Linked DNA regions of Homo sapiens: region 1 is linked to region 2. Evidence: chromatin contacts called from ENCODE Hi-C data. All regions are on one chromosome and are shown on one strand. The core of a region is the stretch at or near the end of the contact, and the rest is flanking DNA. Distances in the headings are between cores, read along the strand shown.

What was found. Hi-C counts contacts between places; a loop is a spot of excess contacts on that map. Pooled maps may share reads with other maps.
Region 1: a map with no recorded cell type shows a loop between it and region 2 (3-fold over the local background). The contact joins the promoter of CLNK here to the enhancer-like site in region 2. A Hi-C loop is called at or near these places in 1 of 168 maps with a recorded cell type or tissue (naive thymus-derived CD4-positive, alpha-beta T cell), 12 of 37 single-sample maps with no recorded cell type and 8 of 50 pooled maps.

What each region holds. Positions count from the first base shown.
Region 1 is chr4:10,682,259-10,686,039 of GRCh38, reverse strand. It overlaps CLNK (cytokine dependent hematopoietic cell linker), which reads left to right and starts at 1,272. Exons shown (of 19, transcript NM_052964.4): 1 at 1,272-1,372.
Region 2 is chr4:10,581,601-10,585,516 of GRCh38, reverse strand. CLNK (cytokine dependent hematopoietic cell linker) reads left to right here. Exons shown (of 19, transcript NM_052964.4): 4 at 562-590. Among named protein-coding and RNA genes, the nearest start is that of CLNK, 100 kb to the left of the region's middle. Within about 2 kb of position 1,281, at least 4 of the 41 ENCODE cell types and tissues checked have a DNase peak (open chromatin) inside an H3K27ac peak, as active enhancers do.

The DNA of each region.
Region 1 (3,781 bases), core at 23-2,522, 100 kb before region 2:
AATTTGACCTTCTGTTTTGTTAGCCACTCAGGGCTCAGTCCTTTGTTATGAAAACCCCAGAAAATTAATATGGGTCCAGACCAAAAGAAGTGAGCAAGTGACACACACAATTATGAACTAAATAAAGTGGTTACTGCTTTAAGCCCCTAATGCAGCAAAAGCTAATTAATAAAGTGGTTAAACTACTCGAGTCTCCCTAGTCTTCAGTTTTCACAATTACAAAATGGGATTTTACATATGTTCCTTACATGGTTATTAGTAAGATTAAGGAGGATAATGCTTGCAAGTTGCTTAGCAATGTAACTGACTCACAATTAGCATTCAAAGAGTGCTTATTTTCATGTTTTCCTTGGGGTGTCTGTTAAGTCAAAACCAGAGTTATTTACCCAAGAAAATATAAACTTCTACCTTTGAATTTATTGTAAATAATGTTGGAGTTTGTTATGGAATTCAACATCAATTTATATAAAACTAGAATGTCAAGTCTCCAGAAGAGGAAACAGGCACTCGGCAAGATCAGCTTAAATGGACCAAGATTAAGGCCGAAAGAAAATGTATTAAGCAACTGATATGTGCCCAAACATTACTGCATGCCTTTATTTACAATATTTTGTTTATTTATTGAAATACTTCTAAAATATAAATATTATCCTTCCATCACAATTGAGGAAATATCATTTCCTCAATGAAGGAAATATAATCCTCAATTATCCCTCATTTTTTAAAAAAGTTTCTAAAATACAAATATTATTATCACTCAAACTACTTGAGAAATAAACTTCAAAGTGCCCAAGATCCTATAGCTAATAATTAATACAGCAAGAATAAGAGGCAGGCATTTCTCCTTTAGTTCCCAGGTTCTTTCCTTAACACCTGGTCCATGTGTCTGGGATGGTCTCAGGAAGCCATTGCAAAATTAAGCCAAAAGATGATAGTTAATGTCCACTATTCATATAAAGTGAGACTCGCAAAACCCACCTTCCATGCTTGAGTGTTGCCCAGCAGTTCCTTTTATTGTGTTCTGGTAACTATGAAGTGCCACATAAGGACACCGTGTGTCTTTAAAAACACCCTTTGCATTGGAAGATTTCAGCCTCTGAAAGCTTCACGTATTGCACTCCAGCCTAAGAAGAGGAAGTCCTGCCAGCCCTCAGGTCAGACCTCTCAGGTCTGTGGCTGCATTTCACAGGAAACCAAGTCTAAAACGGACCTATCAGGAGGTTTTCTGCTGAAGGGCACTGCTTAGCATCGAGAAGAATTCAACCCACCGCCTTACTAATTTCCAGTGCCCCAAGGTCTCTGCACTGCCGCCCCTCCTCACAGGAGACGGACACCTCAGCCTAGATCCCTTGGTGCTCTCCACGCTGTTCAGGTAAACTCATTAGGCCAGTTCTTCTGAGTGAGGATCTCATGGTCATCTCCTTGTCATAAATGATCATCAGGAAAGACCTGAGCAGCAAGTAAAAATGTGTTTCTAAAGTGGAAGTCTGGGCCTTATATATAGCATCAAAGGAGCAAGAAGAAAGCCCTTAACTCAATTGTTAAAGATCCTTTCATTCTTTTGGGAGAAAGAATCAGGATACCTACCCACAGAAAATTAAAAGACTAAATGTTTTCAATCTTCTTTTCCTGGAGCTTGGACTCCCCGACTGTTTGCAACTGAAATCTAAAGACCAGGCCCCATGGCTGGCTTTCCTGGCTGACCTTCATTAAGTAAGCCCTCTAGAAAGAAAGCCTCCATTCAAAGTAGGTCATTCAAAGTATAAGTTAACTCCTGGAGCCCTGTGGAAATATATTTTTAACATTTTCTAAAGTAATACGATTTTCTTTCTGCTTTGGTGTAGAGGAGACTTAGACTTTGGAATCACGCAGACATCCTTCCACTCACAAGAGTAAGGAGCTCAAAAGTGAGGTTAAAGTTGGGGTTAAATTCTTACTCTTGAAAAGTGCCGGGAGTCATCTCTACCAGGCTTTTATTGGATAAAGCAAACAAACTGGAATGAGACAGAAAAGAAAATAACTATCATCAAAATATGGATACTTTGATTTTAAAAGGTGTCGATATGCCTGAACTTTTTATCAATACTGTTTTTATTACTTTACACCAGTGTTACTCATTTGGCTTCTCTGTTATGAGTATTACTTGTCTATTACCTACATGGCTATTTCTCTGGCTGTCTCTGTCTATACTGTGGCGCAGCTCCTCAATAGTGTTGTTCTTTGGATTTCCAGGGGCCTCCCAAACCACCAGGAATAATCATTTCAAATATCAAGAAGACGATGGTAGAGCTGGTTAATTGAAGGCCTACCAGAGAAATGACAGCGCTTCAGAAATCCTCTAAGAAGCTTAAGATACAGTATGCCCTAGAGAAGTAGGAATGGCAACTGGCATTTACTTACCTTCAGCTCCTGCTGACCTAGAGAGCTGGCTATTACTTTCCCTGGTTTACAGGTGAAGAACTTGAGTTCTCTAAGTAATATGTGCAAGGTTGTTCAGTCACTAATGTCAGTAACAGAATTCAGAAGGAAACTGATTTTCCTGGCTGACTGATTGGAATGGTGAACAGTGTTAGTTTGCAGTTTCACAGAGCTCATCCCTAAACTCACTCCTGGGTGGTCTCTGACACCAACCATCTAAATGGTAGTATTTCTTTGTTATTCCCAACAAGCCCTCTCAGATGACTGTATAGGCAAGACCATTTGAAAGCCAGTGCTTATAATCTTCTGTACCATCTGGCCAGCTCTGGCCTGAACACCAGGGGATTCTGTTTCTCGATCACTTTGCCATGAGTCAGGTGCTGTCTTAGAAAGACTGTAGGATTTGACGCCTGATCAAAATGGTGAGGATCCTGACTCTGCCACTTGGACCAGGGATGTTGTTTCATATATGATCCTCATTTCCTCCCCCTTTTTAATAAAGTAAGATCTCATAAGACTTGTATTGACAATTATTTAGCCTCAATAATATAATATTTATATTACGTGAAATATGGTGCATTCTTAACACTTAGCAAGTATTCAGTAAGTGTTGACTTCTTTCTCCATTACTTTCCTTTCCTCACTCCAAATCAGTTCTGATTTTATTCTTAAAACATGACCACAATCAACATAGAATTGATTAATACACATAAGTTTACAAATATTGTATTTTAATAATCTCATTAGAGAATGGTAATATTCCACAGTTGTATAGCCCTATGTAATGTAGGCCTTTGAATACATATTTTCTTCTTGAATGATCTTAACAGCTTAATGAAGTAGGCAGAGCACGTATTAGAGCATTTAAAAGGTGAAACTGGGGCTTAGAAAAGATGAGGAAGGACAACATGGTGAAATGGAAAGAAACAGGGCTTTGAGATTGTCAAAAATGGACATGAATCTAGTGTGTGACTTTACTGTTCGTCTTTAGGTAAGTAGCTTAACCTCTCTGATCTTTAGTTAGCTGTTGTTGGAGTTGTGTAATTTGAAACTGGGAGGAAGAATACATTTTGTGTGTTGCTTCGAGAGTGAGAGCAAATGTGCACACAGTGTCTGACACAGAAGAGATAGCCAGGAACTGGCTAAATTTTCACATGAAGAGTAGCAGACAGAGATCTAGAAGCATCCTTTTCTGAATCCTAGTACATGGAGCAGTTATATCCACTGTCATAAGCTACTGCCAACATCTGCCAAGACTTGAGTTCTGCAGAGTTCTTCTAGGCTGTACCTACCCTCCTAGCATGACAAAGAAACATAAAGTGTTCAAAGCGGCTAAATTACTAACCAGAGAGATAAATACCTG
Region 2 (3,916 bases), core at 32-2,531:
CAGAAAAAGGAAAGTGATATATAGAAAATGGAAGTGAGGTACAGAAACAGCTGGATTGGTTACAGCTCGGCGTTTGCCTGATTTGAACACAGTTCGAACAGTTGGCTACATTTGATTGGCCAAAACTCGGTGATTGCCACAACTATAGGCTACCATCTGTTTATAGTTCATGATGTATAGAGAAACCTTTAGGCAGAACTTAAAATATGTAAGGAGGCAGCTTTAGGCTAAGCTTGATTTAACACTACCTATATGTGTTTAAATGTATGCATACATCTTCAGGTACGTATACAGCTATTTACATGAGAATAACCAACATATAACCTGTGGTGTCAATTTTTATTTTCTTCTACATGCTATTTTCCAGAAAATAGAAATATGTACAATATTTCTATATATAATAGAATAATATGTGACTTCAGGTCTACAATAGTACATACATAAAGCAGCTTCAGAGGCTGACTTGTACAATGACGTTTGATGACTGCCTGTTCCTATGTGGCGGGGGGTCGGTGGAGGTGGAGCAATGGACATTTAACTTGGTTCTCTTTTCTGCCCTAGGTCATGGCCTCGCATCAATAGTGCCACAGGTGAGTCGGGGCTCTCTGTCACCTAAGTGGTGGGAATGTCAGCATGGGTCTGTTGGGCTGTTATTTCCATTCTTTTTTGTTTTTATTTCAATAAAACTATGGCCTATTTGAAATGACATTAGCTAGTAATGCCATTCCTTCCAGTTGCCCCAGGGTACAGCCTGATCTGTGACTGTCCAAAGCTTTGGAGGCTGGGTGGCTGGATGGGAATCCTGGCTCTCTACTTAGCTGTGCAGCTTTGCATGAAGCACAGATCTTTCTGAGCCTGAGTTCCTTCATCTGTGCAATGGGTATAAGTCTACCTCAGTGCCAGTCTTATGGTGACTCACTAGTATTCACTCAACTAAATTCCATATAATTGGTTACCCCCAAAACATGAGTGGAAAGAATGAATGGTTCAAAAGCCACCTTTGATGCCTCTCCTGTATCTCTCTTCATAGCCTATTTTCTGGTACTACGCACTTAACAGGAGCCCATTAAAGTTTGAGAAAAAGCATGTAGTATTCACTGGGGAGGGTTATTATTTCAGGGAAAGTCCCACAGAACTTCCCTAGAAAGCTGGTGTCTAGATAGAATGACTGGAATGAGGCAGAAAAATGGAGACATTGTCCAGAGGAAACACCAAAGAAGCGATGGAGTCATAAGGAGTTATGTAATCAGCAAAGGCATTTGAAAGTTTCACTATAGAGCATGTGGGAGTACAAAACCAGCACTCAGCATGTCCCACCCAGCAGCTGGGAGAACTGGGCAAAAGCAAAAGTGAAAGTGGGAAATACGAGTTCACACAGGGAGAGAGCACCCAGCCTTAATCCCTCTACAGAAAAAGTTTTCATTCAACTTCCCAGTCAGGCCTAAACAAGATTGTCTTCTCTCAAGGTAGATGATACCAAATTGTGTTGGGGTCTTTAGTATCAAATGCACCTCTCCACCTACCTGCACCTCTCACCCCTCCCATCCTGCACTGGCATCCTGGAGGGAAGAGAATATTCTAAGGGGGTGGTACCTGGGAATGAAGTGGCTTGTCTGATGTGCTTGGTGACCGGTGAATCATAAAGCACACAGGTAAAATACAGCAGCCAGCTCCAACTACCTGTATCCTCTTCCTCCCATCTTGCTCCCCACCTTGGTTAAGGCACAGAGAAATGGGCAGATGGGCACTCCGTTTCCTTGACAGCAATCTAGAGACACCAGCAGGAAAAAGAAAACAAATCGAAACCCCACAAAAGTCCATTGATATAAAGTCGCCCAGGCCTGCTCATACACACTCGAACCTACACCTTACCGGAAAGAAACACTTAGCAGCAAATTATGACATTCCCAGTCTGTTCAAAATAACAGCCCAGACCAGGCACGGTGACTCACACCTGTAGTCCCAGCACTTTGGGAGGCCAAAGCAGGCGGATCACAAGGTCAGGAGTTTGAGACAAGCCTGGCCAATATGGTGAAACACTATCTCTACTAAAAATACTAAAATTATCTGGGCATGATGGTGGGCACCTGTAGTCCCAGCTACTTGGGAGGCTGAGGCAGGACAGTCACTTGAACCCGGGAGATGGAGGTTGCAGGGAGCCCAGATCACCCCACTGCACTCCAGCCTGGGCGCTGTGGACGACAGAGCAAGACTCCGTCTCAAAAAAGAAAAAAAAAGAGAGAGAGAGAAAGAAATAACAGCCCAGCAGACCTATGCATACTTATGAATCAGCCTAGGCATACTTATGAACCACTACAAATGTCTACCAAAGAATAGCAGACCTGATCTAATTAAGATATGCATGAGGATTTACAAAAAAGACTGTGCGTGACGGTGGCTTGATAACATTCCCAGATCCTTCAAGTTGTTTCTGATTTTTGACGATGGGATCATTTGAAAACAGGAGAGGGCGTTCATGCGAGAAAATACTAGGAAGCCATTAAAATGATGATGTTGAAGCACATTCATTGCCATGGATATGTTGATAGCATGTGATTTTGTGAAAAAGCAGGTAAAAAATAGGGTACAAGGAGTGATTGTATATTTATAAGCTATATATCTATGATGTGAGGTGTGTGTGATTGTGTGTGTGTCTGTGTATGTGTATGAGTGACTTGACTATAATCAAATATTTGTATATTTGGATTATTTGTGGTAACAGTATAGTAATTTTTATTTCCTTCTTTTTTGCATATCTGTGTCTTATAACTTTCTACAGTAGCATATGATTTTGTATACTAAAAACAATCTATCGAAAAATATTCTTTAGAAAACCATTCCAAGCCTGGAGAAGACAGACACATGTTCCAACTGGGACAGTCTGTCAAGGTCAATACCTTCTCGGAGGCTGATACACAGAGAACAGTGCAATGCTTTCCATAAAATAAACTCATGAGTTTTTCTCCTTCCCCTAAATAAAGAATGAAACTGGAAAAGATGGCCCTATTTAGAAAGTGGGTCCTTCTGTCTTAAGCCTCCACGTATAATAAAAACATTGATGAAGATAGATATTAGCTGATTTGATTTAAAAGACAAGAAATTTCATCTTGTCAGGGAAAATACTACTTTTAAGTTTTTCTAAGGAAAGCAGTCTTCAAGGTTGATTTTTCCTACTTGTAAAAGAAAAATTAATAAGGATTTTAGGACAAGAGGGAGACAGGCAGGTATAGAATATGTGAGCATCCAATGCCTCCTGCTGGCTGTTTCCAGATGCTGCAATGCCTGTATTAATTTAGCAGAGGCTGGATCCTCCTGGTTCTCTCCCCAGGGTGTTGGGAATATTCGTGAACAGAAACAAATAAAAAAATTGATAGTTGAATCTCTGGGACAAGCCAGGATTTCAGATCATCCCAAGATTGGTAAACTCAAGGATTAACATTGTCTTCAAAATTCAATTACAATAGTTAAAAATCACAACAGTTGAAAATGAATATTTTCTAGCCCATGTTAGGGTTTACGCTCTTTGGCAGGCATATGGTAAGGCCAGGGAATCCCTACTTTTAACAAGATAATTCCAATTCAAGTAGTTCTGGGCCATTCTTTAGACTTGCTGACCAAGGGTTAAAAAGAGAGAGAGAGAAGAAAACTATCCAGACTGTTCCCACCAAGAAGCTGTTCTCTATTCTCTAGATAACAAATGTCTCTATTATTTCATTTGCATTTCTAAGGGCAATCAAGGAATGAGGTGGGAGGCAGCTGCCTTCCCTATCACCATTCACCCACTCACCCATCCATTCATTCAACCAATTTGTGGTAGCTCCATATAACCAGCTTTAGGCACAGATTTAAAAAAAAAAAAAATTAAAGGTCCTGGGGACTCGGGTAGTCTGAGATTGTATTACTATATTTTACATAT